Linked DNA regions of Homo sapiens: region 2 is linked to region 1. A link is an interaction called in ENCODE POLR2A ChIA-PET data of the cell type or tissue named here. Cell type or tissue: OCI-LY7. All regions are shown on one strand. Links, peaks and the distances in the headings refer to the core of each region. The heading gives the core; the rest is flanking DNA.

Evidence for each region. ChIA-PET counts read pairs that join two places held together with the same protein. Peaks named below come from ENCODE experiments on the same cell type or tissue, not always from the same donor. Only the 100,000 strongest peaks of a DNase experiment are listed, where the experiment ranks them.
Region 2: POLR2A ChIA-PET joins it to region 1 with 6 read pairs; 2 of 35 experiments call an interaction of 5 or more read pairs at or near these places.

Annotation. Positions count from the first base shown.
Region 1 is chr15:52,472,621-52,488,237 of GRCh38, reverse strand. All of the region lies in intron 1 of MYO5A (myosin VA), which reads left to right. Among named protein-coding and RNA genes, the nearest start is that of MYO5A, 48 kb to the left of the region's middle. RefSeq lists enhancers at 6,249-6,398, 9,615-10,114, 10,115-10,616 and a silencer at 5,537-6,805. In OCI-LY7, for the core only: no CTCF peak of the experiment used is centred there; DNase peaks (open chromatin) are centred at 6,137 and 7,047; H3K4me3 peaks cover 2,279 bases; H3K27ac peaks cover 2,500 bases.
Region 2 is chr15:52,221,006-52,236,622 of GRCh38, reverse strand. It overlaps MYO5C (myosin VC), which reads left to right. Exons shown (of 41, transcript NM_018728.4): 23 at 860-953; 24 at 3,938-4,001; 25 at 7,310-7,490; 26 at 11,091-11,184; 27 at 11,485-11,548; 28 at 11,642-11,722; 29 at 12,899-13,079; 30 at 15,368-15,461. It overlaps LOC105370820 (a long non-coding RNA gene), which reads right to left and starts at 15,463. Exons shown (of 4, transcript XR_007064638.1): 1 at 14,929-15,463; 2 at 11,065-11,414; 3 at 10,007-10,125; 4 at 1-745. RefSeq lists a silencer at 7,427-7,601. In OCI-LY7, for the core only: no CTCF peak of the experiment used is centred there; DNase peaks (open chromatin) are centred at 13,012, 13,292, 13,782 and 14,092; H3K4me3 peaks cover 2,500 bases; H3K27ac peaks cover 2,500 bases.

The DNA of each region.
Region 1 (15,617 bases), core at 5,114-7,613:
AAAATAAGCTTCTCTGTCTTTTTTTTTTTTTAATCCTTCTCTGTCTTTTGAGTCCTGGTGAATACTATGCAACAAAAGCATTCACCTCATCCATAATTCTTTCAACCCCTTATGGGTTTTTTTTTCACCCTAGATAATTTAGTAAAGTTCAATAAAGTAAAGGAACTTTTTGCTACAGAAGTACTATGTAGAAGTTAAGAATTCACAAATACATGGCCATTGAAATGAGAGATAATCAGAGGCCTCACCCAGAATTAGAAAGCTTTCATCTTAGTGTTTATGTTGCTATTGTCAGGTACTGCTGGAGCCCAAAGAATGGGCTCTTGGTGGATAGGTCATCTCAGCAGACTGAAATAAAGCTGTCTGGGAATGTGGGGTAGGGATTGAGGGTAGTGAGTGAGGGGCATCAGGAACGCCGGCCGTACAAGTATGCTGGTTTCCTTAGTCAGCCAAGGATAATGCAAAATTGAAACCAGGAAATGTCATAGTGTAAAACTTTTTTTTTTTTTTTTTTGAGACAGAGTCTCGTTCTGTCATCTAGGCTGGAGTGCAGTGGCATGATCTTGGCTCACTGCAACCCCTGCCTCCTGGGTTCCAGTGATTCTCCTGCCTCAGCCTCCTGAGTAGCTGGGATTATAGGCACCTGTCACCATGCTCGGCTAATTTTTATATTTTTAGCAGAGACGGGGTTTCACCATGTGGTCCAAGCTGGTCTTGAACTCCTGACCTCAGGTGATCTACTTGCCTCGGCCTCCCAAAGTGTTGCGATTATAGTTGTGAGCCACCATACCCGGCCCTTATTTTTAATTTTTTTTTAATTTTTGGGACAGGGTCTGCTCTGTTGCCCAGGCTGGAGTTCAGTGGTGTGATCATGGCTCACTGCAGTCTTGACCTCCTGTCCTCAAGCAATCCTCCCACCTCAGCCCCCTGAGTAGCTGGAACTACGGGTGTGTGTCATCATGTGCAGCTAACTTTTTTATTTTTTGTAGAAACAAGGTTTCCCTATGTTGCCCAGGCTGGTCTCGAACTCCTGGACTCATGCGATCCTCCCACCCTGGCCTCCCAGAGTGTTGGCATTACAAGAGTGAGCTGCTGCTTCGGCCCTAGTACCCATTTTAGCACAGTGTTCCATACATCCCCCAGGAAATAATTTTGTGTCGTATGACCTATTTCTCCTCTTTGAAAGCTTCCAAATTTTTAGTATCAACGTAAAACTTGTATCACAGAGTCTTCTAAAAAGATATTTAAGAAGCATTTGTACATAACACAAATACTCATTCTTTTCTTAAGAAAGCCCATATCCCTTATGCTGACATTTCTAGCTCTGAGTGTTTCCTTCACCCGTGTGCCTATGACATGGGTGTGTCCTCGTGGGAATCTTCTATAGAGCCTCAGTTGTAAGCCTTTGATGATTCCAGTGGGCATGATGTGGTCAGGCAGGTGTACACCCTTGGCCTTTAGAATTGGCCGCACTCCTCTTTGCCTTTAGTGAAGCAACAAAGGAGAAAGTGTAATACTGCTCTCCTTTGTAACATAGTCTTTCTTTTTCTCTGCCTGTGTGTTATTTCCTTTCCTTTATTTCTCCTCTTTTTAAAGACTTTTACCTTAGTGACAACAATATTAAAACAAAAAATCCCCAAGAGTCTCTTGTTTTCAACTGGAAAAGTCTGATTTCTAGAATTTATTAATAAGTCTAATCTCTTTTAAAATGGGAAGAAAATAAAACTACTCATTTAAAAACACAGCCTCTCTGAGAAGGTAACATTTGAGCTGAGGTTTGAATAAGGAAGATACAGTGTAGTGGAGAGAGAATGAAAGTCGGGGCCAGACATTCTTTGGTCAAATCCTGGCTCCACCACTTAACTAGACATGTCATCTTGACCAAGCTACTTTGACTCACTCAACCTGAGTTTTTTCATCTGTAAAACTGAGGTAATAATGCTCAGCGATAGGGCTATTAGGATTAAAATGGACGTGGCTCTTTGACCTCCTTTTGACATGGATCAGGAAGAGACGCCTGGACATGGCAAACAGAGAACAGGCTCTGCTCTCATCCTCCTTGTTTCACCATCCCCCACCCCCAGCTTAACGCAGAACCTCGCTTGTAAGAGGGACTTGGTAAATACGTGTTGAATTGGAATTTGATTTGAAAATGAATAGGAAAAGTATAGAAGAGGAATGTGATTTAAACAGTTCATAAAAATGAAAACGTTTACTATGGAAATGTGGGTTTCAGAACTGTGCCCTCATGACTGCTTGTTTACGGTGATAATTAGCAACTTAAAATAATTTTGTGTTGATGCTTAATGCCAGGCTCTTGAAATCCTAAGATTCGCCTAAAGGATTTACTATAGTGTTTTCAAAGAAGCAACATTTTGAACTGACAAATACGTTTGTGTGTTGTTAGAAGAAAAATTTGAGAAATTTAATTATTTAGCATATTACTATCATGCTAAAAAATCTTTATTCTTGTCGTTTCTGTTCAAGTTATTGAGGCTTTTTCTACCAAAAGTGTATGTTTATGTTATTATCTTTTTTAACAGTCTATGTAAAACCCACTCCTTTCTGGCTATGATGTGAAAAATTACATTAGCATAGTAGAAACTATATTATCCATACAAGAGGTTACTTAATCTTTTTTTTAAAAGGGTAAATATTATGCTGATTCATGTTTTTATTTCATTTTAATAACATTCATCTAGTACTACCTAGAGTAAGGATTTCTAAAAAGAGACCTTGTTATTCTAGAATTCAGTATCTCATGATCTAATCAGAGGTCTCGTGCAGAGATCAACTGACTTAGGCTACTTAACTCATGTGACGGAAAACTTGAACTCTCTAGGATTCTAATTGTCCCCTTAATTCCAATAGTATTTGAGAATATATACTACTTTGTTCAAATTCAATACCCTAAAACATTTTTTGTCATTAGAAGTGATTAATCACCTGACAGTCTTGTTTTTTTTTTTTTTTTTTTTACATAGTGAATTCTTTATTCTCTTTTAAAGATTTGTGTTCTGTCATTTACAGATCTTTAGTAGAGAAGGATAATTTAAGGGATTAAGAAGTTAGTTGAAAATTGTTTAGAAATGAAAATCATTTGTAATGACTTACATACTTCCTAGCTATTGAAAGTTCTGTAATTATTAACTCTGCCTTACTGTTTTTTGTAATTATTCAAAAGAACAGACAGTTTACTTAAAAAGACAACATTGAGGCTGGGTGCGGTGGCTTACACCTGTAATCCCAGCACTTTGGGAGGCCAGGGCGGGCGGATCACCTGTGGTCAGGAGTTCAAGACCAGCCTGGCCAACATGGTGAAACCCCATCGCTACTAAAAATACAAAAAAATTCATCCAGGAGCAGCGAAAAATTGTATTTCTTTGTATTTTCAGTAGAGACGGGGTTTCACCATGTTGGCCAGGCTGGTGGCAAGCGTGGTGGTGGGTGCCTGCAATCCCAGCTACTCGGAGACTAAGGCAGGAGAATTGCTTGAACCTGGGAGGTAGAGGTTGCAGTGAGCCGAGATCATGCCACTGCACTCCAGCCTGGGGGACAGAGCGAGACTCTGTCTCAAAAACAAACAAACAAACATTGAAATCAGAAAACATTTGGGGGAATAAGGAAATACCTGCAATTTTTGATTCTTTCTACCAAGTTGTTTTGTTAATTCAGGAACATATATGGCATTTCATATAATGATCACTTTGAAATACTTGTATCTGCAAAATCCTGTGAAGAGTGAAACAGAAGTCAGGATTAAAGTTAGTGTTGATTTCATCTTCTGTCCTTTTTCTGGTAATAAAAAGGATTAGGAGGGCAAAATACTTTTGTCTTTAATATCTACTCTATCCTCCCTGGCTACTGGAACAGATCCACATTCTTATTTTCTAAAAACAAAAAGGAAGGGTGTGTGTATGTGTATTTTCTACCATAGCTACCTAACTAGCCAGGGCTTCTTGTGTTCTAGTTCCTTGCATTCTAATTCACATATATTTTCAGGAAAATGTAATGCATACCTGTAATACGTTCAACTTGCTACAATTATCATAGAATACTTTTGGTTCTGCTCTTATAGTCATTTAGTGATTGATCTAATCACTTTAATCTTTCTTAACATGAGGATCCTAAGATTAGTTACTTTTCCTGGCCTACTTGATCATGTGTCAGAGCTCAACAATTCCAGTGCCCCCTAACAAATGTTAGTGGTCTCTCTAGTTCTGACTGACTTCCCAGGGATACTTCTAGAGCCCCAGCTACCAGATGCTTCCTGACTGGGAGGTGGACGGCTTGCAGTTGCTTTAGGAAGGGATTGGCACTGCCAGAAGCAAGGCTTTTGGTCAGAATGATTCATTTCCACAGTGTGACATTAGCTGTATAGAGCAGACTGTTTTTCTAAATCGTTGTGTTATAATAATAGAAGTTCAGGAACCACAATTAGGGCTGTCATAAGGGTGTGGACATAGCCATAAGCTAAGGAAGAAGTTCATCTAGTCTGGGGATGGACCTTCGCATTCTTGCCAGGATATCTTTTAACATAACATTTGCTCAATTAAAATACCTTAATCCATAGAATGTTGGGGAGTGGGACATGTTTTTCCAAATTATGGATTGGAATGGATGGGGAAGGAAAACTGAGTGCTGAGAATGGGTTTTTTAGAAATTTCTAGGCGTGTCCTTGCACCCATAGTTTTTTGTTGTTGTTGTTGTTTTTAAATATATTGCTGAGTCTCTACTGCCTCCCAGATGTCACTTTTTCTCTTCCCTACTCCTGAAATTTCTAAGGCATTGCTACCATCAGTGTATCATAAATTAATTCACAGTGCTTGCCATACTCACGGTCCCTTCAAAGGGTAACTGTACCCCTCACTCTCCCTGTTGACCTGGGGCCCCTGCTAAGAAACCAAATGATCCAGCCAAGCTGATTGGACAAGGGGAGGCCCTGACCTGAAAATGGCTCACTCGTAAGGGCCTTTTGATGTGGCCTGGTCTCAAAAGGGCAGTCTAAACAGAAGTAGCAATGTTTAAGTGAGCCATTTAGGTGTCCTGTTTTGGGGATTTCTGTAACAAGTATGGAAAAGATAAACCAGAGGAGTGGTGTAGACACATTGACAGTTCTGACCCCATTAGCAGTGGTGTACCAGAAAAGCCACCAATTCCTACTCATGGGCTTCCAGGGCCTGCCTTGGAACCAACACTTTGCTTCGGTTTTTTCCTCTATGTGACTTAGCTCTTCTCTGGTTCCTTATCCTGTTGTTTCCTCTGTATTCATATGTGTGCCCTGCTCATCCTTCACCTGAGTGAGCTTGAGTATCAGTCCATTGCAATGATAGAAGCCTAATCACAGGAGACCTTAGAAACCTGGAAGAGCCACGGGCAGGTTGGTAGTCCAGGGGCATCAGGGGATAGAGTCACTATTTAGGGCCAAGAAATTAGGAATCTGGGCCTCAGGCTCCTTGCCTTGAGCTGCCGCAACTCCTCTACTAATGGACCGGATTCACTTAAAAAAATTTTTTTAAAGCCATTTTAGGTTCACAGCAAAATTAAGCAGATTGCCCTCCTCCACAGTCTTACCTTTTATTAAAAAAAAAAATTATGAACAGGAAATTAATGTTAGGGATATCAAATGGAATAAATTTCACCTTGTTGAGTTGTTTTTGATGTGTGATGAAAGTTTTTAGAATTTATAGCCAGTACTTATGGTGTCTGTATTGCTTCTGTTTTTGTAAAATTATTGGAAATCTACTCTGGCCCAGGATTCCTGTGTGTTTCAATATGTTCAACATGGAGTTGTTAGAGTATGGATCATGTTGACTCCTCTTTTTCCCAGCTCTGGCTATCCTCTTCCCTCTTCAGCAGCAGCAAAGGGCCCAAGCCCACTCACAAAAAACAACTACCAGGAATATGAGTTCTATTCCCTTCTGGATCAGGGTTTCTTCCACATGATGCCATGAAGAAGGTCAGGTAGAGTCACAGATACTTGGTTTATTTATGTTAAACGAAAAAAAGAGATGGCCTATAGGAGAAAAGAGATGGTTGCTATATCCAGGAAGTTCTCAAGCTCACAGACCCCGTGCATGCCTCTTTCATCTTTCTCCGTATGATCTTTGCCTGTGTCTGTGCAGATACCACTCTAGCTCTTCTCTCTCTTGTGGTCACAAGAATATAAAAACTGCCTAGCCACTTCCTCTTTATTATGCCTGAGTCTCCAGTTATCATGCTGAGTGAGCCAAGTTCTTGCTGACTGAATCATGTTCTTATAATTCTACTGATGTAGAATAATACTGATTATATCCTGTTTCTACTAACAAAATGGACATACAAAATTTGTCCAACATGCATAACCACATACTTATACCTTTTCCTTCATGAAAGCTCTAGCCAATTCTTTCATCAAGTATTTACTGAGTACTACTATGTTCCAGTCCTTTTATGATCTGAGCCCTGGGAATCTCTCTGGCCTCTCATTTCTTGCTACAGTGATTCTAAACTACTTGTTATTCCTCATGTGTATTTTATCCTGTTCCACATCTTTATGTCTTCATTCATGTCTGGAACATGAATTTGTTCATTTGCTTGGTTAACTCCTATTTGTCCTTCTAGCCCAAATCCATGTCCCCCTCCTTTAGGAAGTTACCATGTACTCTATTTTTCTTTGCACAAGTTGGGTGAGGTTTGCAAACTCCACTGGGCTCCCATGGCACCTTGTACATTCCTCCATCACAGAACTTTGTGTGTCATATTGACAGTGTCTGTGTGTGTCCATCTCATCAGCAGAACTTTGAGGGAAGGGAAAACATCTTACCCATTTTTGTTTCTGCAATTCTTAGAACAGTGTATGAAATAGAATATACACATACTAAATACTTGTGGAACCAAACAGAATTAGTTAGGGTATAAAGTAAAATAGAAAATCTTATAGAATCTCTAGGCAATCTTTGTTTGCATTAAAATCTGTTTTTCATTCCTAGAGACCATTTGCTTAGATCTTCAGCAAGGACATACCTAGCATCTGTTGCAGCAATGTGTCAATCATGAGTTACAGGCACACCATCTGTTTTTTACTGCACCGGTGCTGACTGGGATTTTGGCAATGCAGATAAATGTGCTTGCACCTAATAATGCTAGTTCTAACCTCCAAAGTCAGGCAGTAGACATGATTATGAAGACTCATAATACCTACATATAGTGTGGTCCAGTGCACTACCAAATGCCATGGCTCTAGCAAAGAATCTGGTATCTTAGATGGGTAGGCATAAGGGAACCCAACCATGAATCCAGCTGCAAGTGCAATGCTGTATCCCAGGACTAGACCTGTGCCTGTTGGTACTCAGTAAGTACTTGTTAAATGAATGACTGCATTTGGGTAAATGGATTTAGCTATATGTAAGGAAGCTATGGTTTGGCACTTTGTAGCACTGTAGATTTTGACTGTGCTGGAGGCATGGCTAAGGACTGAAGCTAGGGGAGATAATGCTAAGGAAGAATTTTCTCATGCGACTCCTCCTTATACCACACTCTCCAATGATAACTAGCACTGCCAAGGAAAAGAGAATGTGGGAAACCAAGTTGTGTTACAATGAAATGGAATTTTAGTTGAGTCCTGATTTTGCTTTCCTCTTGCCATTTGTGCAGCTGTGCAACTTTTTTCAGATCCATTATGTTTGCTTCTGAAGGGAGAGGGGAGCCAGAGAGGGCCTCAAGGATCGGGGATCAGGACATCCTTGGTCTGGTGTGGGCTCTGGTCTGAGCCAGCTTTGTTCTTGGAGCTCTAGTTTTCTTGGAAATGGGGTGTTTGGACCAGATCATCTTTAAGCCCTCTTCTGATTCTGAGATTTTACATTCGCTAAACAATTGTAAGATTTGAAATAGTTACGGGTTTTCCTAAATTCTGCAGGTGTTTCCTGGATGAGTTAAAAGCTGACTGTAAATAGATCAAATTGTAGATGGTGTAGTTAAGTTTCTTTGCGTTTTAGCTAGAGACTTTGTAGATGTTTGCCAGTCAAGTTTCTATCGCAATTAGTATTTAGTTCTTATTTCTTCCTTCACATATGAAAAATCAAGTAGACATGTTGTAGAAAATTAAGGGAACTGATTTCTTTTTAGTTTTATTGAGGTATAATTGACAAAAATTGTATATATTCAAGGTATACGATGTGATGCTAGGTGGGGATGTAGGGTTTGGGAGAGAGGAGACAGCATTGCTTAGATCAGTCACGTTCAGAGACCTCTTTACATAATCTTTACTTCCATCACAGGTGCAGATAGGTGGCTTCAGTTCATATCTCTTCAGGAATACACACACAAACTGGTGGAGAAGAGCAAAGGCATGCTGAGCTGGAGCCCAGAGCAAGGCCAGACTCACTGTCCAGCTCTTTTCTCCTTTACTCAGAGAGGTCTAAGAGAGGTGTGGCTCTTTCATGATTGGGCAGAATGATAAATGTTCAGATGCCATGGACTTTCAGTATGGTTCACAAAGAGTGGAAACCACAAATGATAATCTGTGAATTCCAAGCTACTGTATTATATGGATATATGAATATAGTTTATGAATATATATTAAACAAAAATAGGATCATACAATGATGATGTTTTACAGCTTGCTCTTTCTCAATTAACAGTATCTTTCCATGTCAGCACATACAGACCTAACTTTTTTTTAAGTATTCCATTATATAGATATACCACAACCTCTAAACTATGCAGTTGACCTGTGAACAACCTGGATTTGAACTGCATGGGTCCACTTACACATGGATTTTTAAAAATAAATATATTGGAAAATTTTTTGAGATTTGCAACAATTTGAAAAAATTCTCAGATGAACTATGTAGCCTAGAAATATCGAAAAAAATAAGAAAAAGTTATGTCATGAATACATAAAGTATACGTAAATACTAGTCTATTTTATCATTTACTACCATAAAATACACATAAATCTATTATAAAAAGTTAAAATTGGCTGGGCGCAGTGGCTCACTCCTGTAATACCAGCACTTTGGGAGGCTGAGGAGGGCAGGTCACTGGAGGTCAGGCATTCGAGACCAGCCTGGCTAAGATGGTAAAACTCTATCTCTACTAAAAGTACAAAAATTAGCCAGGTAATTCCAGCTACTCAGGAGGCTGAGGCAGGAGAATTGCTTGAACCCAGGGGGCAGAGGTTACAGTGAGCTGAGATCACGCCACTGCACTCCAGCCTGGGTGACAGAGCGAGACTCCATCTTAAAAAAAAAAAAGTTAAAATTTATAAAAACTTACACAGACATAGACTGCACATGGCACTGTTCACAGTTGAGAGAAATGTAAACAAATATAAAGACATAACCACACAAAATTAACTGCAGTACACATAGTACTACAGTTTTACTGTAGTAATTCTGTAGCCATGTTGTGTTGCTGTTGCTTGAGTGAGCTAAAAAGGTTGTGAGTATTCCCTTAAAATGTGTGACACTAACCATCCCCGTGTGAACAGTTTGTCTCTCCAGTACATTGCATATCACAGCAAAAAGTGATCTCACGCTTCTCACGTATTTTTCATTGTGTTTAGTGCAATACAGTAAACCTGACAACTTAAGGCAAAAGGCAGATGAAGGATCTTAAGCTGAAGAACTTAATGCCAGCAAAGGATAGTTTGATAATTTTAGAAAGAGGTTCACTCTTTTAAAAATGTCTGGAGAGGGGAAGGTTCCAAAATGGCTGAATAGGAACAGCTCCAGCCTATAGCTCCCAGCATGAGCGACGCAGAAGACGAGTGATTTCTGCATTTCCAACTGAGGTACCGGGTTCATCTCACTGGGGCTTGTCGGACAGTGGGTGCAGGACAGTGGGTACAGCCCACGGAGCATGAGCTGAAGCAGGGTGAGGCATCGCCTCACCCAGGAAGCACAAGGGGTCGGGGAATTCCCTTTCCTAGCCAAGGGAAGCTGTGAGAGATGGCACCTGGAAAATTGGGTCACTCCCACCCTAATACTGCACTTTTCCAACGTTCTTAGCAAACTGCACACCACGAGATTATATCCCGCGCCTGGCTCGGAGGGTCCCACACCCATAGAGCCTTGCTCACTGCTAGCACAGCAGTCTGAGATTGAACTGCAAGGTGGCAGCGAGGCTGGGGGAGGGGTGCCCGCCATTGCGGAGGCTTGAGTAGGTAAACAAAGCAGCTGGGAAGCTCGAACTGGGTGGAGCCCACCGCAGCTCAAGGAGGCCTGCCTGCCACTGTAGACTCCACCTCTGGGGGCAGGGCATAGCTGAACAAAAGGCAGCAGAAACTTCTGCAGACTTAAACGTCCCTGTGTGACAGCTTTCAAGAGAGTAGTGGTTCTCCCAGCATGGAGTTTGAGATCTGAGAACAGACAGACTGCCTCCTCAAGTGGGTCCCTGACCCCTGAGTAGCCTAACTGGGAGGCACCTCACAGTTGGGGCTGACTCACACCTCATACGGCCGGGTGCACCTCTGAGACGAAGCTTCCAGAGGAATGATCAGGCAGCAACATTAGCCGTTCTGGAATATTTGCAGTTCTGCAGCCTCCACTGGTGATACCCAGGCAAACAGGGTCTGGAGTGGACCTCCAGCAAACTTCCAACAGACCTGCAGCTGAGGGTCCTGACTGTTAGAAGGAAAACTAACAAACAGAAAGGACATCCACACCAAAATCCCATCTGTACGTCACCATCACTAAAGACCAAAGGTAGATAAAACCACAAAGATGGGGAGAAATCAGAGCAGAAAAGCTGAAAATTCAAAAAATCAGAGCGCCTCTTCTCCTCCAAAGGAACACAAAGGAACGCAGCTCCTTGCCAGCAATGGAACAAAGGTGGACGGAGAATGACTTTGACGAGTTGAGAGAAGAAGGCTTCGGAAGATCAGTAATAACAAACTTCTCCAAGCTAAAGGAGGATGTTCAAACCCATCGCAAAGAAGCCAAGAACCTTAAAAAAAGATTGGACGAATGGCTAACTAGAGTAAACAGCGTAGAGAAGACCTTAAATTACCTGATGGAGCTGAAAACCATGGCACAAGAACTACGTGACGCATGCACAAGCTTCAGTAGCCAATTTGATCAACTGGAAGAAAGGATATGAGTGATTGAAGATCAAATGAATGAAATGAAGCAAGAAGAGAAGTTTAGAGAAAAAAGAGTAAAAAGAAATGACAAAGCCTCCAAGAAATATGGGACTATGTGAAAAGACCAAATCTACATCTGATTGGCGTACCTGAAAGTGACGGGGAAAATGGAACCAAGTTGGAAAACACTCTTCAGGTTATTATCCAGGAGAACTTCCCCAACCTAGCAAGGCAGGCCAACATTCAAATTCAGGAAATACAGAGAACACCACAAAGATACTCCTTGAGAAGAACAACCCCAAGACACATAATTGTCAGATTCACCAAAGTTGAAATGAAGGAAAAAATGTTAAGGGCAGCCAGAGAGAAAGGTCCGGTTACCCACAAAGGGAAGCCCATCAGACTAACTGCAGATCTCTCGGCAGAAACTCTACAAGCCAGAAGAGAGTGGGGACCAATATTCAACAATCTTAAAGAAAAGAATTTTCAAGCTAGAATTTCATATCCAGCCAAACTAAGCTTCATAAGTGAAGGAGAAATAAAATCCTTTACAGACAAGCAAATGCTGAGAGATTTTGTCACCACCAGGCCTGCCTTACAAGAGCTCCTGAAGGAAGCATTAAACATGGAAAGGAACAACCAGTACCAGCCACTGCAAAAACATGCCAAATTGTAAAGACCATCGATGCTAGGAAGAAACTGCATCAACTAACGAGCAAAATAACCAGCTAACATCATAATGACAGGATCAAATTCACCCATAAGAATATTAACCTTAAATGTAAATGGGCTAAATGCTCCAATTAAAAGACACAGACTGGCAAATTTGATAAAGAGTCAAGACCCATCAGTGTGCTGTATTCAGGAGACCCATCTCACGTGCAGAGACACACATAGGCTCAAAATAAAGGGATGGAGGAAGATCTACCAAGCAAATGGAAAACAAAAAAAAAGGCAGGGGTTGCAATCCTAGTCTCTGATAAGACAGACTTTAAACCAACAAAGATCAGAAGAGACAAAGAAGGCCATTACATAATGATAAAGGGCTGAATTCAACGAGAAGAGCTAACTATCCTAAATATATATGCACCCAATACAGGAGCACCCAGATTCAAAAAGCAAGTCCTTAGAGACCTACAAAGAGACTTAGACTCCCACACAATAATACTGAGAGACTTTAACACCCCACTGTCAATATTAGACAGATCCACAAGACAGAAAGTTAATAAGGATATATCCAGGACTTGAACTCAGCTCTGCACCAAGTGTACCTAATAGACATCTACAGAACTCTCCACCCCAAATCAACAGAATATACATTCTTCTCAGCACCACATTGCACTTATTCCAAAATTGACCACATAGTTGGAAGTAAAGCACTCCTCAGCAAATGTAAAAGAATAGAAATTATAACAAACTGCCTCTCAGACCACAGTGCAATCAAACTAGAACTCAGGATTAAGAAACTCACTCAAAACCACACAACTACATGGAAACTGAACAACCTGCTCCTGAATGACTACTGAGTACATAACAAAATGAATGCAGAAATAAAGATGTTCTTTGAAACCAATGAGAACAAAGACACAACATACCAGAATCTCTGGGACACATTCAAAGCAGTGTGTAGAGGGAAATTTATAGCACTAAATGCCCACAAGAGAAACCAGGAAAGATCTAAAATTGACACCCTAACATCACAATTAAAAGAACTAGAGAAACAAGAGCAAACACATTCAAAAGCTAGCAGAAGGCAAGAAATAACTAAGTTCAGAGCAGAACTGAAGGAGATAGAGACACAAAAAACCCTTCAAAAAATCAATGAATCCAGGACCTGGTTTTTTGAAAAGGTCAACAAAATTGATAGACTGCTAGCAAGACTACTAAAGAAGAAAAGAGAGAAGAATCAAATAGATGCAATAAAAAATGATAAAGGGGATATCACCACTGATCTCACAGAGATACAAACTACCATCAGAGAATACTGTAAACACCTCTACACAAGTAAACTAGAAAATCTAGAAGAAATGGATAAATTCCTGGACACATACACCCTCCCAAGACTAAACCAGGAAGAAGCTGAATCCCTGAATAGACCAATAACAGGCTCTGAAATTGAGGCAATAATTAATAGCCTACCAACCAAAAAAAGTCCAGGACCAGACGGATTCACAGCCGAGTTCTACCAGAGGTACAAAGAGGAGCTGGTACCATTCCTTCTGAAACTATTCCAATCAATAGAAAAAGAGGGAATCCTCCCTAACTCATTTTATGAGGCCAGCATCATCCTGATACCAAAGCCTGGCAGAGACACAACAAAAAAAGAATTTTAGGCCAATATCCCTGATGAACATCGATGCAAAAATCCTCAATAAAATACTGGCAAACTGAATCCAGCAGCACATCAAAAAGCTTATCCACCATGATCAAGCGGACCTCATCCCTGGGATGCAAGGCTGGTTCAACATACTCAAATCAATAAATGTAATCCATCATAAAAACAGAACCAAAGACGAAAACCACATGATTATCTCAATAGATGCAGAAAAGGCCTTTGACAAAATTCAACAGCCCTTCATGCTAAAAACCCTCAATAAATTAGGTATTGATGGGATGTATCTCAAAATAATAAGAGCTATTTATGACAGTCCCACAGCCAATATCATACTGAATGGGCAAAAACTGGAAGCATTCCCTTTGAAAACTGGCACAAGACAGGGATGCCCTCTCTCACCACTCCTATTCAACATAGTGTTGGAAGTTCTGGCCAGGGCAATTAGGCAGGAGAAAGAAAGAAAGGGTATTCAATTAGGAAAAGAGGAAGTCAAATTGTCCCTGTTTGCAGATGACATGATTGTATATTTAGAAAACCCCATTGTCTCAGCCCCAAATCTCCTTAAGCTGATAAGCAACTTCAGCAGTCTCAGGATACAAAATCCGTGTGCAAAAATCACAAGCATTCTTACACATCAATAACAGACAAACAGAGAGCCAAATCATGAGTGAACTCCCATTCACAATTGCTTCAAAGAGAATAAAATACCTAGGAATCCAACTTACAAGGGACATGAAGGACCTCTTCAAGGAGAACTACAAACCACTGCTCAATGAAATAGAAGAGGACACAAACATGGAAGAACATTCCATGCTCATGGATAGGAAGAATCAATATCGTGAAAATGGCCATACTGCCCAAGGTAATTTATAGATTCAATGCCATCCCCATCAAGCTACCAATGACTTTCTTCACAGAATTGGAAAAAACTACTTTAAAGTTCATATGGAACCACAGAAGAGCCCACATTGCCAAGACAATCCTACGCCAAAAGAACAAAGCTGGAGGCATCACACTACCTGACTTCAAACTATACTACAAGGCTACAGTAACCAAAACAGCATGGTACTGGTACCAAAACAGAGATATAGACCAATGGAACAGAATAGAGCCCTCAGAAATAATACACATCTACAACTATCTGATCTTTGACAAACCTGACAAAAACAAGAAATGGGGAAAGGATTCCTTGTTTAATTAATGGTGCTGGGAAAACTGGGTAGCCATATGTAGAAAGCTGAAACTGGATCCCTTCCTTACACCTTATACGAAAATTAATTCACGATGGATTAAAGACTTAAATGTAAGACCTAAAACCATAAAAACCCTGGAAGAAAACCTAGGCAATACCATTCAGGACATAGGCATGGGCAAGGACTTCACGTCTAAAACACCAAAAGCAATGGCAACAAAAGCCAAAATTGACAAATGGGATCTAATTAAACTAAAGAGCTTCTGCACAGCAAAAGAAACTACTATCAGAGTGAACAGGCAACCTACAGAATGGGAGAAAATTTTTGCAACCTGTCCATCTGACAAAGGGCCAATATCCAGAATCTACAAAGAACTTAAACAAATTTACAAGAAAAAATCAAACAGCCCCATCAAAAACTGGGCGAAGGATATGAACAGACACTTCTCAAAAAGAAGACATTTATGCAGCCAACAGACACATGAAAAAATGCTCATCATCACTGACCATCAGAGAAATGCAAATCAAAACCACAATGAGATACCATCTCACACCAGTTAGAATGGCGATCATTAAAAAGTCAGGAAACAACAGGTGCCGGAGAGAATGTGGAGAAATAGGAACACTTTTACACTGCTGGTGGGACTATAAACTAGTTCAACCATTGTGGAAGACAGTGTGGCAATTCCTCAAGGATCTAGAACTAGAAATACCATTTGACCCAGCCATCCCATTACTGGGTATATACCCAAAGGATTATAAGTCATGCTGCTATAAAGACACATGTACACGTATGTTTATTGAGGTACTATTCACAATAGCAAAGACTTGGAACCAACCCAAATGTCCAACAATGATAGACTGGATTAAGAAAATGTGGCACATGTATACCATGGAATACTACGTAGCCATAAAAAAGGATGAGTTCATGTCCTTCGTAAGGTCATCAGTGAAGCTGGAAACCATCATTCTGAGCAAACTATCGCAAGGACAGAAAACCAAACACTGCATGTTCTCACTCATAG
Region 2 (15,617 bases), core at 12,025-14,524, 260 kb after region 1:
CTCACTGCAACCTCCACCTCCCGGGTTCAAGCAATTCTCCTTCCTCAGCCTCCCGAGTAGCTGGGATTACAGGCATGCGCCATGACGCCCGGCTAATTTTTTGTATTTTTGGTAGAGGTGGGGTTTCACCATGTTGGCCAAGCTGGTCTCGAACTCCTGACCTCCAGTGATCCACCCCCGCTTGGCCTCCCAAAATGCAGGGATTACAGGTGTGAGCCACCGTGCCCAGCCTCTGCTGCATTTTCAAAGTCCTAGCACCCAGGGTTGGTGGCTTGGAGGCCCAGAAGACATCCCTTTGCCCTCCCCATGACCCGGTGCTGGGTGCACCAACACTGCTGCCGTGGGCATCGCCAGCTGCCAGTCACCATCAGTCAGCACCACGGGGCCTGCTGCCAGCCCAGCAGACACTTTACCAGGAGAAGTTGAAATGATAGGAATCCTGCTGTGCTCACACATCCTTCCTGAGTCATAACAGTTGCAAAGTGTGAATCCCCTTTACGCCATCAACTGTGTAATCATAGCATATTCGACATATAAAGTCCCCTGGCTATTGAGAAGCTCGACAAAAGGAAGAAGTATGTCCTTGACATTGAGGAGCCCTTGAATGTGTCCTTTCTCCTTGTTTCAGTCATTGCTGGCCAGGTCGGGAATAGTGTCACCTTTGAAGTCACGTTGAGCTCTTGCATGTGAAACAAATGGCAGCGTCTTACAGTGGCTGGTGCTCGCTGTTATCTATAGACAGGAGCTGAGAAAAAATAAACTAATTTAAGAATATACATCTTTTTGTGAAGAAAGGCAATGGTGACAACTTGAAGTGAGGTTTTCAAAAAAGTTTGTTTTTCCCCCTTCCCTCTGCTAGAAATTGGCAAAGCTTCAGAAGCATAATTCAGAACTGGAAACACAGAAAGAACAAATACAGCTGAAGCTTCAAGAGAAGACTGAAGAGTTAAAAGGTAAAGCTTGGGGGGCACAAATCCAGACATTCACTGATTTAGTCACTCAGTAAACAATACTGGGGTTGACCAGTTTTAGAACCAGGGGTCTCTGGTGTACACTTAGTTTAGTGAGGCAATTTTTGCTCACAAGGAATAGCCATATTTAAGTCGTGGTAACTTTGCCCTACAGATTCGTCTGTTTTATTTCTGTCTTTTGTCAGACAGCACAGCATTTCCTCTCTGTGCCTCAGAACCTCCTGGGCCCTTTGCAAAGTACAGATGGTCGGACCATGAGCCCGGAGCTTTTGCATCAGGAAATGGGTGTGTGTGTGTCTGTGTGTGCGCATTCGTGTGTGGTGGTGTCAGAGGTGGTTCAGACATCCGTAATTTTAGAAAACCTTTACGGTAATCCTGATGTACAGTCAGAGTAATGCTGCAGTCATGTTTGGTGCTCACCAAAGATTTGCAGAAAAAATTCTGATCTGTCGGAGTTACTTAGCCTAAGTGACACCCATGTCCTCTGCTACTGTCCTGCCCTGAATGAAGAAGGGCAGACCCTGGAACCAGTAGGTATCACTTCCTTTAGGGCTGTGGAACAGCTACGCTTAGCCTAGCTCTACACATTTGAGCTTTTCAGCTCAAGTTCAACTTGACAATACTTGTTGTACCCCAGAAAAGGCAACAGGCAACAGAGCCTGGTGATCCCTGACCAGATAGTTTAAATCACCACTCTCAGTGATCTTGCCTAGGGATCTCTTCCTTGAGCTCCAACGTGGGGGCAGCAGGAACACGAGGGTTCAGGCCTGGGGATTCTACACGCACCTCTAGCCCAGCAAATGGTGGATATGATGGGGCCCAGAGGAGTGCAGAGCCCTGGGAGTTCAGGGCGGAGAGTGGGAGGAGCGAATGTTGGTGAAGAGGGAGTAAACAGCCTGACACCAGGGCACTGGGGCAGGAAAGGCTGTGCAGGTGCTGACGAGGAGCAGGCCATGCCCTCCTGTTCTAGGTGCTGCGTGCCCTCCACCCTGTCTCTGTAGGGCTGATGGTGTGGGCACAGAAGCCATGTGAATGTCAGAGATGAACAGGAGCATGTCAGAGGTCCGGGAGTAAACCTTGAACCTGAGTTAGGAAAGGGTTTCCTCATCTCCACCCTTTTTATTACAGCACACTCCTCTTGGGTGGTTGTTTTGGCTTTTTTCCCCCCTAACTTCAAATAGAATTTCCCACAAGGGCATTTAAATTCTCAGGAATATAACCTGAAAATTATGTTTCTGAGACCATGTCATGTTTGGGTGAATAATTTTACATCCTCTTCCAAAAAGTCCATGAAAACTTTCAATGTAATATTTATAAACTGATTATCCTGTGCGCCTCCCCCGACATGGCAAACAGTGTTTTGTGAATAGCACCAACCTTTACCTATGCTTGTGACCTAAGACCCAGGGATGCTATCAAATGCTGTTTCTCCTTTTTGAGATTCTAACTTAACATGGACATAATCCCATTCCTCTTGAGAAGTAAATCACATTCGAGCAGCTTCTTTAGCGCATCTGCAAATGGCCTAAGATGGTAAGCACCAGAATTAAAGCCAATGCTTTTGGTTAATTGAAAATTGAGGTTATATAAAACGTGTTGGCTTCTAAATTAAAGCTTGAGCATTTCCCCCAGTATTTCCTGGCTGCCTTACAACGTTCTGAAGCAGTCATTTTGATTCAGAAACATTTGGCACTATGTTAGACAAACTATTAAACTGTTGGCTAAAAAAAAAAAGTAATTTGGAGAATTGCTATCGACGGTGCACCCCGAGGACTCCTTCTGGGGTGGGGCTCAGAGGTGAGGTAGAGCTCAAGGATGAGATATCAGCTTAGTGCAAATAGGGACATCACCATTTGAGGGGCTGCACTGCCATTCTCCCATTTTGATGGCCCCTGTGGCATATGGGTGTGTTGGGAATGTGGGGTTGTCATAGCCATGGAACGTCCTGCCCTTCGGCCTGCAGACTTTGTGTTTGCGACTCTTGTATTTCAGTGTTAACAGCTGCCTTTTTTGTACTTCCTCTTTCCCAGATAGAGACAGACACTTGATTATTTTCTTGGTTATCACAGATGAGTGGTTCTCAGCTTTGCTGCCACCTCACCCCCCAGACATTTGCCAATGTCTGGAAACAATTTGGGTTGTCACAACTGGAGCAGAGGTGCTACTGGCTTCTAGAGGGTAGAAGCCAGGGTTGCTGCTCAGAATCCTGCAATGCGTGGGACAGCCCCTCTCCACAGCAAAGAATTATCCAGCCCAAAGTAGCAATAGTGCCAAGACCGAGAAACCTTGTCACAAATGGATCATTTTCTTCCCAAAGGGTTTCTATTTATTTATTTATTTTTTTTTTTTTTTAATTTTTTTTTTTTTTTTTTTGAGACGGAGTCTCGCTCTGTCGCCCAGGCTGGAGTGCAGTGGCGGGATCTCGGCTCACTGCAAGCTCCACCTCCCGGGTTCACGCCATTCTCCTGCCTCAGCCTCCCAAGTAGCTGGGACTACAGGCGCCCGCCACTACGCCCGGCTAATTTTTTGTATTTTTAGTAGAGACGGGGTTTCACCGTTTTAGCCGGGATGGTCTTGATCTCCTGACCTCGTGATCCGCCCGCCTCGGCCTCCCAAAGTGCTGGGATTACAGGCGTGAGCCACCGCGCCCGGCCTCTATTTATTTTTAATAATATTCATTGTCTCAAAGCCAATATCTACTTTAATAAATAACAGACCAACAAAAGTACTATAAATGAAACTATTTATTGATAATTCCAATCTGACAAATTTGTGAGAATTATTATTTTGAAACCCCCTCATCTTTATTTCTTGTTTATAAAAAATGAGCTATACTCTCATTGTAAGTCCTGTTAATAATAAACATCACATGATTGTCCTGACATTCTCACTTTCTTAAACATAACATGAAACAATCAAGGCATTGATTTGGCAGACATATCTCAAAAAGCATTCTCTTTTTACAGAAAAAATGGACAACCTCACCAAGCAGCTCTTTGATGATGTACAAAAGGAAGAACGGCAAAGAATGTATGGAATCTAGTTTGCCTTAAAGCTACTTTCTTTCTTCTGTCTGTGCTGTTTTATATTTTCCATCTCAGTTTGCATATAGCAGACACAGATACAAGAAAGTGGGGTGTGACTGTTTTTAGGAAGTGAGATTAGAGATTTATGAGAGCTAAGTTCCACAATGTGTACTGTCAGATACTGAACACATTCTAGACTAGTCCATAAAGCTTCTGCTGGGTGGGTACAGTGGACCACCAGGAATTCTTTTCTTTTCTTTTCTTTTCCTTTCTTTCTTTCTCTTCTTTCTTTCTCTCCTTCCTTCCTTCTCTCCTTCCTTCCTTCTCTCCTTCCTTCCTTCTCTCCTTCCTTCCTTCTCTCCTTCCTTCCTTCTCTCCTTCCTTCTTTCTTTCTTCTTTCTTTCATTTTCTTTCTTTTCCTTCCTTCCTTCCTCCCTTCCTCCCTTCCTCCCTTCCTTCCCTTCCTTTCCTTCCTTTCCTTCCTCTCCTTTTCTTTCTTTTCTCTTTCTTTCTTTTCTTTTTTTTTTACTTTATTGCTAAGACAGTGCAAAATTCAGAGACTACCACCACCTTCAACTTCTACCAAATCCAAGAATTAAGATTCTTGCCTAGGAAATAAACCTCCCTCCTTTCCTTCCCCACCTATTGTCCTTGTTAGTTTGTCTTTTATCCCAAAAGATAAGGTAAGTAATGGACCTCACAGAAATTAAGGCAGGTGCCTGACCTTGTACTGTACCAGCCCACCTTTCCTATCTCAATAGCAAACCCTTTGCTAACCTCCAAGGACTCCAATCTGGGCTTCCCTTCTCTTAAGGAGTCAAAGGTTTTTAGATCTCAAAGTTGGGGTACATGGCAGGGTCCCGGAAAGAGATAGAACATGCTTGGCACATCTCTTTTGGGGGCTAGGAAGCTCAGGGCTGCCTGTGGTGGTAGGATACAAAACTTCCCCATGCAGTGAGCAGGACAGCCTGCGTCTGGGTGAGGAAGCAGGATTCTAAAGAGAGGAGGGAATATCACAGAATCGCTCCAGGAGTTAACAAATATATGAAGTGTTTCATGATCCTCCATCAGTTTTTAAATATGTCTAATTAACTCATTTACCTAGAAAAATATAATTGTCGATGAGTTTTTAATGTGAGGAGAAGAGCTCGGCTCTCGGCATCTGTCCACGTGCAGGGACCACTTGGGAGTGATCATTTCAAGCAGGGGTCTTGGAGAGCCAGGCTGAGGCCAGGTCATTTTGGGCTGTTTGCAATCCTAACTGGGTCAGGGCGAGGCAGGCCAGTGAAGGGATTAAAACTCTTCACCCTCTCTAGGCCCGTGTTCTGCCTCCTCATTAGCACTCATCTGTAGCTTGGTTTAGTCCCTGGTCAGCCAAGGGGGGAATTCCTGGCCCCTGTCAAAATTCTCAGGAGGCTCCAAGAGGCCTGCAGTCTGTGGGCACCCTCCTGACCAGCTCAGGCTGTGGGTCTAAGATTCTTTTTACATAAGACTTCTGGGCCAGGCGTACTGGCTCACACCTGTAATCCCAGCACTTTGGGAGGCCAAGGTGGGCAGATCACCTGAGGTCAGGAGTTTGAGACCAGGCTGGCCAACATGGTGAAACCCCGTATCTACTAAAAATACAAAAATTGGCTGGGCGTGGTGGCAGATGCCTGTAATCCCAGCTACTTGGGAGGCTGAGGCAGGAGAATCACTTGAAACCGGGAGGCGGAGGTTTCAATGAGCTGAGATTGCACCACCGCACTCCTGCCTGGGCGACAGAGTGAGACCCTGTCTCCAAAAAAAAAAAAAAAAAAGGAAGACTTCTGGCTGCCTTTTCCTTTTTCAAAGGCATTTTACTGGTCTCTTGGGAGCACTGCAGTTTTTTTTTAAAAAACCTGGAAACAAAGTTCGTTAATATCTGTAGAAAAAAGAGGTTATGTGCAGTGCTCACACCTGTAATCCCAGCACTTTGGGAGGCCAAGGCGGGCAGATCACCTGAGGTCAGGAGTTTGAGACCAGTCTGGCCAACATGGCAAAACCCCATCTCTACTAAAAATACAAACATTAGCTGGGTGTGGTGTTGGGCACCTTATAATCCCAGCTACTCGGGAGGCTGAGGCAGGAGAATCACTTGAACCCGGGGGGCGGAGGTTGCAGTGAGCTGAGATCATGCCACTGAAGTTCACTCCAGCCTGGGTAAAAGAGCAAAACTCCATCTCAAAAAAAAAAAAATCTATAAAAAAGAAATCAAACAAATTTATTAGGAATGTGGCTCTCTTTCTCAGAGTTTTTCCCTTTGTGCTATAAAAGCAAGTTTTAAAAGGAACTGAAATGACAGCTCAGCAGGTAGAATCATTTAGTAAACTCATAGAGCTCCTGGCACTGCTTCAAGGGCCCCTGTGGGCTGTGTTGGGCTTGTCTAGGTTATGTATCTCTTTTCAATTATTTTCTTAGTTAATCATCAAATTTTTAATTGAGCAACCTTCTAGAGCAGTTGGATTTACATGCACTTTTGGGCACGTGGATTTGCTGCCATTTATTCTAGAATTTTTGAAGGGCTAGACCCCTGGACATAGCAGATAGCTCTATTGTTTAGGATCAAACAAACCTCCAGCAGGATCCTTGGAACGAGGAAGGAGCCAGGACTTAGCAGAGCACGCCAAGGTATTCGCTGAAGGAAACTGGCCCTTCCAGGGGACTGCATGGAACCCGGGGGGTTGGGAATACAGTGCCCCAAAACCCAGTGTGTCTTTTAAGTTCAGCCTCCCTAGCCAGTGTGCCCTGTGCGTGATCACTGTAAAGCCACACCTTTCAAATCAGGAGGTGTAAGAAGTTGTCTTTAACCTAAGGGAAGAGGAAACAGTTTGCTAAAAATAAGGCCATTACCTGCTGGAACTGTCACAGTAGGTTCTAATTAACTTGTCTCCTCTTGTTGTTTTCAAAATGATGTATTCTAATTCAAAGTAAAGACTGTAGAGACAATTCTAAATTATTTTCTTCTTTTTTAGGGGGTGTTGTGGGGAGGGTCTCACTCTGTCACCCAGATTGAAGTGCAGTGGCACGATCTCAGCTCACTGCAGCCTGGACCTCCTGGGCTCAAGCGATTCATCCACCTCAGCCTCCTGGGTAGCTGGGACTACAGGCGTGCTCCACCACACCTGACTAATTTTTGTATTTTTAGTGGGGACGGGGTCTCTCTTGTTGCCCAGGCTAGTCTTGAACTCCTGGGCTCAAGGGATCCGCCTGCCTTGGCCTCCCAAAGTGCTGGGATTACAGGTTTCAGCCACCATGCTCAGCTCTAAATTATTTTCTTCTTTTGCTGCGTAGGCTTCTTGAAAAAAGTTTTGAACTGAAAACACAAGACTATGAGAAGCAGATTCAGTCTTTGAAAGAAGAAATTAAAGCTCTCAAGGATGAGAAGATGCAACTCCAACACCTGGTGGAGGGGGAGCACGTCACTTCTGATGGCTTGAAGGCGGAAGTGGCCCGCCTGAGCAAGCAGGTCAAGGTAGAGCGGCTCTCACGTTCAGCCCCGCCCTCTGGTTACGTCATTTGATTGCAATTCCAAGTTCCCACAGATTAGACAGCTAAAAGCATCTGTGTAAAGGCCACAGGCAACTGGAGCCTGATTCCTTCAGTCCTTCCAACTGTGCACCTCCAGGCTGCCTTTGATTTAGCAATCATTGTATTCCATATTTTAAAAGTCAACTTTCTAACTTTTTTGAAATTACATTTATGTAAAGTTATTTAAATATGTCGATGTAGAGAATACTCCCAAATTAGACTGTAAATTGAGGTGAATCCTTATTATATAATCCATCACTATAAATCTATAAACACCTGCATTAAAGTTAAGTTACCTTATTATCAAAATCTTTCATTTAAACTGTTATTAGAAAATTTACTAAAACAATTATCCAATGCACAGTGTGGTGAATGTAGTTAATAAGAGCATATTGTACATTCAAAATTGCTATGAGTAAATCTTAAATGTTCTCACCACAAAAAATGACAAGTATTTGAGGTGATAACATGTTAATCAGCTTGAATTATTCCACAATATATTCATAAATTATAACATCAATAAAGCTATAAATTTTCAATGGTAGAAATTTTTAAGTAAATTTTTATAAAGCTGAGAAGGAAAAATCACATAGAATTTTTAAAACTGCATAATGATATATAAAAATATTGTTACCTGCCGGGCACGGTGGCTCAGGCCTGTAATCCCAGCACTTTGGGAGGCCAAGGCAGGTGGATCATGAGGTCAGGGGTTCTAGACCAGCCTGACCAACATGGTGAAACCCTGTCTCTACTAAAAATACAAAAATTGGCTGGGCGTGGTGGCAGGTGCCTGTAATCCCAGCTACTCAGGAGGCTGAGGCAGGAGAATTGCTTGAACCTGGGAGGCGGAGGTTGCAGTGAGCCGAGATCGCGCCACTGCACTCCAGCCTGGGTGACAGACCGAGACTCCGTCTCAAAAAAAAAAAAAATTGTTACCTGTATCTATCATTAAAAATATATAAATATTCCTGGGCAATTTAATAAAATGCTCTAGAGAAAAATGAATGAATGGATGAAGTAATGATCCATGCTTGGACAATCAAGGCTTAAGTGAATTGTTTCCCTACCAGAAAAGTTAAACCTGAGTGTACCTACGTTCTTAAATGTAAGACATTTCATCATTAAGTTGGAAAGCTTTTAAGCTTCTACTAAATATGTGAAATACATATTAGTAGAGTATTTGTAGGATTATGGAAATAGTCTCTGTAATTGTCATGAACTAGCCATGCGTGGTTTAGAAGAGCTTTTGGAATTGCATCCGGGTGGCCACTGAATTCCACAACTGAAGTGTCTGTCTTTTCTGGGCCCCGTCCCCTATTGTTTAAAAGTAGGAGGTCAGACCACATGATCAGGAAGGGTCACTTTCATTCCTGTGACTGCTTCACTCTTAGCAGCCACATGAGCCTGATGTCAGTCAGTCTGTGGGAGTCCTGTCATCTGGCTGAGGTCTGAGGTCTGTATCTTAAATGTAGGAACTTGTGAGACTGCGCTTGCAGAGAGGTACCAGTAGGTGTCACTCACTTCCTCTTTGGTAGCTAAGACTGGTTCACTCTCCAATGTGATCCATTAAGATTACTTGGGGCTGGGCACGGTGGCTCAGGCCTGTAATCCCAGCACTTTGGGAGACTGAGGTGGGCGGATCACGAGGTCAGGAGATCAAGACCATCCTAGTTAACACGGTGAAACCCCATCTCTACTAGAAAAAAAAAAAAAAATTAGCCGGGCGAGGTAGCACACACCTGTAGTCCCAGCTACTCGGGAGGCTGAGGCAGGAGGGTCGCTTGAACCTGGGAGGTGGAGGTTGCAGTGAGCCGAGATTGCACCACTGAACTCCAGCCTGGGTGACAGAGTGAGACTCCGTCTCAACAAAAAAAAAAAAAAAAAAATTACTCTGGGTTTTTGTGTTTTGTTTTTTGGGTTTTTTTTGAGACAGAGTTTTGCTCTTGTCACCCAGGCTGGAGTGCAATGGCACCATCTTGGCTCACTGCAACCTGCCTCCCAGGTTCAAGCGATTCTCATGCCTCAGCCTCCCAGGTAGCTGGGATTACAGGCATCTGCCACCACACCTGGCTAATTTTTTTTTGTATTTTTAGTAGAGACAGGGTTTCACCATGTTGGCCAGGCTGGTCCTGAAGTCCTGACCTCAGGTGATCCACCCGCACTAGCCTCCCAAAGTGCTGAGATTACAGGCGTGAGCCACCGTGCCCAGCCTACTCTGGTTTTCAAAGAAAATAACTCATGATCATCAAGTTATATGTGTTATAGTCAGTCTTAAAAGCCTAAGTAAATGCAAATCTGACTTGGAACATTTACTGAAACATTACAAAGAAAAGCATGGCCTTCAGGATTTGGATAGTCCTGAGTCCCCCATAAACCTGGCATGTGACCCTGAACGTGCCAGTCAGCCTTCAGTTAAATGTAGCTGCTGTTTGCTAATTGAGAAAAGATCACTCTACTTACCTCATAGGCCTGTTAGGAGGATTAGGTCTTCTAGGTAAAGTGCTCAGCACATATCAGTTTGATTCTCCTGCTTACTCTCTGTAGAAACAGGGGCTGGAGCCCTTAAATACTCAGGGTAACTGAAAAAATATCAAGGAGAGTTTATTCACCTCTGCTGTCCCTGAAAGTCCTTATATCTCCCTCAGATACAAAGCAAAAGCACAGACCTGTGATTCTTATTCAAGCTGAGCTCACAAGGGAGAATAAAGGCAGAATACTGCCTCTTCCCCACAACCAGAGCTGCCCAGGCCACCTCCTTCCCAACAGCCAGCTAACTCCCAGACCTCCTGGACTCACCAGTCTCTGCCACTGCTCCACATCTAAGCTGAGCTGAAGCCAAAACCCACAGTTATGAAGGTGGCAACTTTGCCCATGTCCTTGCACTCAATATTTTATTATCCATTAAAAGAGAATTTTAGCCCGTGATTTTACCTTTCTCAGTCTTCCCCCTGTCCCACCCCACCCCAAGCTTATAGTAGGTATTTTTTTTTCTTTATGTAACAGGGAAGTTAATTTTTTTTTTTTTCGAGGTGGAGTTTTGCTCTTGTTCCCCAGGCTGGAGTGCAATGGTGCAGTCTCAGCTCACTAAAACCTCTGCCTCCCGGGTTCAAGCGATTCTCCTGCCTCAGCCTCCCAAGTAGCTAGGATTACAGGCGTCTGCCACCATGCCTGGCTAATTTTTGTATTTTTAGTAGAGATGGGATTTTACCATGTTGGTCAGGCTGGTCTCAAACTCCTGAACTCAGGTGATCCACCTGCCTCAGCCTCCCAAAGTGCTGGGATTACAGGTGTGAGCCACCATGCCTGGCCCAGGGAAGTTAATTCTACTGATACAACCCATTAGATCTGGCATTTTGAGTAGTTAAGCATGCTTCAAGGCCAAGCTGTGTAGGCAGTGATGGTTTAACAAGATTTTAGCTAAGAAAGAAACTGCAGTGAGGATGTCTTGCATAGACACGCAACGCTGTAATTGTGTTCCCTTTGTCTTATATAAAGCATAATCGTTGTTTTTTCTTTACCTGATTCCGTCATTGCTGTGATTCAGACAATCTCTGAGTTCGAAAAAGAGATAGAACTACTTCAGGCACAGAAGATAGATGTGGAGAAACATGTGCAGTCACAAAAACGGGAAATGAGAGGTAATAAAAATATGAGTCTCTTAGTCCATGGGTGCAGACTGAATTTATCATAGCTGTGTCGCTGCTAAGGAAACGTGTCCTTTGGTATGAATTTGGTTGGACATATGGTAGATTGCTTAGTTGATAGGTTGAATAGCTAGTTGGTTGAATACCTGGAAGATTGGTTAGTTGGTTGATTGGATAGCTGGTGAGTTATTTAGCTGGAGACTGTGAAGCTAGAAAACTGGGCCCTGGAAAGGGAATGGGAAAAGATAAATCATCCACAAATGTAATATATACAACTCTGCCTTTCCCTTTCAGAAAAGATGTCAGAGATCACCAAACAACTTCTCGAAAGCTATGACATTGAAGATGTAAGAAGCAGGTAATCATTTTTGCATTATCAAACATTTTAAGACATGTAAACATGTAAAACGTGACAGAGATGATAGATTTTCTTATCTTCCTTATTTTGCAGGCTCTCTGTGGAAGATCTGGAACATTTAAATGAGGATGGAGAACTTTGGTTTGCTTATGAAGGACTAAAGAAAGCAACACGGTTAGAAATTCTCCTCAGGGATCTTCTTTATTTTTCAGAGATAATAAATAGACTATTGGAAAGTCCAAAGTTTACCTTACATAGATTGATACACAAATTCCTTATAGTAGAATGACTGAATAACCACTAGAAATATTTCTCTGAGAAGTAAGTAAGTAGCTTATTCATGAAGAGCAATCTCTTTGTGGGATAAAATGCCTAGTAAAAAACCCCATAACCCATACAGTGAAAACTGATTATCAAATAAGTTAGTTAATGTTGCCAGAAATATGTAGATACATTTAAATTTAAGGCATGTGCTGCATTTATTTAAATTAATAAACTTTATTTTTCACAGCAGTTTTAGGTTCACATCAAAGTTGAGCAGAAATACAGAGAGTTCCCATATATCCCTGCCACCACACACACACAACCTCCCCCACTGTCAACTTCCCAAACCACAGTGATGTGTTTACTATGACTGGTGAACCAACACTGACACGCCACTGTCACCTCAAGTCTATAGTTTACATTAGAGTTCACTCTTGGTGTACATTCTGTAGGTTTTGACAAATGTATAATGACTCGTATCCACAACTGTAGTATCATACAGAACATGTTTTGTTTTGTTTTGTTTCTGAGATGGAGTCTCGCTCTGTTACCCAGGCTGGAGTGCAGTGGCAAGATCTTGGCTCACCGCAACCTCCACCTCCAGGTTTCAAGCGATTTGCGTGCCTCAGCCTCCCAAGTAGCTGGAACTACAGGCATGCGCTACCACACCTGGCTAATTTTTGTATTTTTAGTAGAGACGGGATTTCACCATGTTGTCTAGGCTGGTCTCAAACTCCTGACCTCAAGTGATCCGCCCACCTCGGCCTCCCAAAATCCTGGGATTACAGGTGTGAGCCACTGCGTCTGGCCAGTATTTTTTAAACTATTAAGAGTGTAAAAATATAATAACTTCTAAAATTTTCTTCATTGTTAACTACATATTAACCCCCACATAATGCTTCCTAACTAGCTAGAAGATTTTATAATTAGGCATTCCTGATTCTGTAGCCTGTAACCGTGAGTGCATAAGTAAACTTGATGTACTTCGTGCACGGCTCTTGTTGTGGGTCTTCATAACTGCCTCCCAGCAGTCCATAAAACAGAACAAAGGCCATGTGGTTTATTTCTTGACCCCTCCTTTAATAGTGTTTTGGAGAGCCATTTCCAGTCTCAGAAGGATTGCTATGAAAAGGAGATTGAAGCTTTGAACTTCAAAGTGGTGCATCTCAGTCAAGAAATCAACCACCTGCAGAAGTTATTCAGAGAAGAAAATGACATCAATGAAAGCATCCGTCATGAAGTTACCAGGCTAACATCAGAGAACATGGTATGGTCTCAGCCAGGGGCCCCAGTCGTGGCCATCATACTAGAGTTGTTCTTTGTCAGTGGCGTCAAATTCAGTTTCTTGGCAGTAAAAGAGTGGATATAAATTACTTTTTCCAGAAGTGAAATAACTTGGTCTGGTGATTAAACTATAAAATGACTGCAGACCAGAGAGCACTCTGATACAAGAGTGTGTGTGTTCACCACAGGATGGCTGCAGGCGCTGTGATTGTCTGTGTGTGCGCGTAAGTGTGTATGTTTTAAAGCCTGTATATTTAAATCAAGCCCTAACCCCTTGGAAAGTGACCACAAAATTGAAGGGTAGCTCTTGAGACAGGAGTGTGTCAGAAGGCCAGTCCTGCTCATGCCTGAAATCTCACCTTTTTTTTTTTTTTTTTTGAGATGAAGTCTCACTCTGTTGCCCAGGCTGGAGTGCAATGGCATGATCTCAGCTCACTGCAACCTCCGCCTCCCAGGTTCAAGCAATTCTCCTGCCTCAGCCTCCCGAGTAGCTGGGATTACAGGCGCCCACCATCACGGTCAGCTAATTTTGCATTTTTAGTAGAGACAGGGTTTCACTATGTGGGCAAGGCTAGTCTCGAACTCCTGACCTCGTGATCCGCCTGCCTCAGCCTCCCAAAGTGGCATAAGCCACCGTGCCCGGCCTTCAAATCTCACCTTTTCAAGGGCTTCCTCTTCCATGACGTGCATTCCTAGCCACTGCATTTGTCTCATTCTTTCTTCCAACTCATGCCTACTGGCCTGGAGAAATGCTTTAGGAATCTCCTCATTCAAAAAGCCATCTCTGTCTTAACCCCACACTGCTGTGGCCATCACCCATTTCTTTGGGGTCTTAGTCAGACTTACAAAGACCCTCTAGGCATACTTCCTCCGCACACCTCCCATTCACTGCCCACCACCCCATTCTGTCGTGTGTCCCCACCACTGGCTGACTCTGCCTGCACAGAGCTGAGCACTAAGGGTTCCTTTGCACCCTCATCTTACTCAGTGTCTCAGCAGCCTCTGGCGATGCTAATCTTGCCCTCTCTGCCTTGTTCTCTTGGCTTCCAGGACGCCCCGCTCTCCCAGCATTCTTGTCCCGCCTCACTGGCTGCTGCTCCCCTACTTCCTTACTACCCCCTCCTCTCCCTAAACTGAGAGTGTTAGGAAATCTCGGGGCTGTAGCAGCAGTTGAGGACCAGGGGTGGACACAGGGAACGGTAGTGGGGGACCTTTACATCTTTGTTTATTCCTTGGATGAAACTTTAATGAGGAATTTGCAGTGAGACCCAATTGCACATTCAAACAAGTACAGATGCTCCTCAGCTTACCATGGGGCTACGTCCCAATAAACCCATCGTATGCTGGAAGTATTGTATTGTAAGTTGAAAATGCATATAATACACCTGACCTACCAAGCATCGTAGCTTAGCCCAGCCTGCCTTAAACGTGCTCAGAATGCTTACATTAGCCTGTACTTGGGCAAAATCATCTAACACAAAGCCTATTTTTATAATAAAGTGTTGAATGTCTCATGTAACTTATCAAATACTATACTGAAAGTGAAACACAGAATGGTTGAATGGGTACTTGAAGTATGGTTTCTACTAAATGCATATCACTTTCACACCATCACAAACTCGAAAAATAGTAAGTTGAGCCATCGTAAATCAGGGGCTGTCTGTATTCTTCATTTAGACTTCAGAGGCCTGGATCTCAGCCACTCAGTTTTAAAATGAGCATGTTTATAAACTTGGGGAAGGAAAAAAAACCCTGTTTTAACCTAACTGGGGGTGGAGGCGATGGACATGTAAAGAAATATACAGATAGGGACAAAGGATTGAGAAACTTACCGGGTGATTCCAGACCTCCACTAACAGAGCAGTGCATGTCCTTGAATTCAAAAGTAGCAGTGGGACCCTTTGAGATGGCTTTTCCTGTTCCTAGATGAGGAGACGATGGCTCTGGGCTTGGACCAAAGACGCTGGCTGCCATTTCTTCACCTAATTCCTCCCTCAACTCAGCATAGGATTTCTATACATGTACACATCCTTCTCTCCCTGTCGTAGCTGTGTGAGAACTGCTTCCTCTGAGCATACTGGTGTTTCCTGAGACTATATAGGTTTTGAGGTTAAAAAAAAATGTTAATCCAGTCTAATGTCGTGGCTAGCTCTTTTACACAGCTATCTGTTCTGCAGGCTGAACACCAAGATAGTTCAGTTTGCTTCTAAGATTTTAAAGTTCATAGATAAAAGTATTTTATATTCTAATATTTCTAATTCTTCTCTAAAGATGATCCCAGACTTTAAACAGCAAATTTCAGAATTGGAGAAACAGAAGCAAGATCTTGAAATCCGCCTGAATGAACAAGCTGAGAAAATGAAAGGTAACTGAAACCCTCATTAACCTGCTTTTAGAAAACGGTTTCCTGTACCCCGGAAATGACATTGAAATGTCCTTGTACTCAGGGCTTTTAAACTCTGGTTCTCTAGGGGGCTGGGCAGGTAACAAATGTGAGAAGGGGGCTAGTTGAAAGATATGG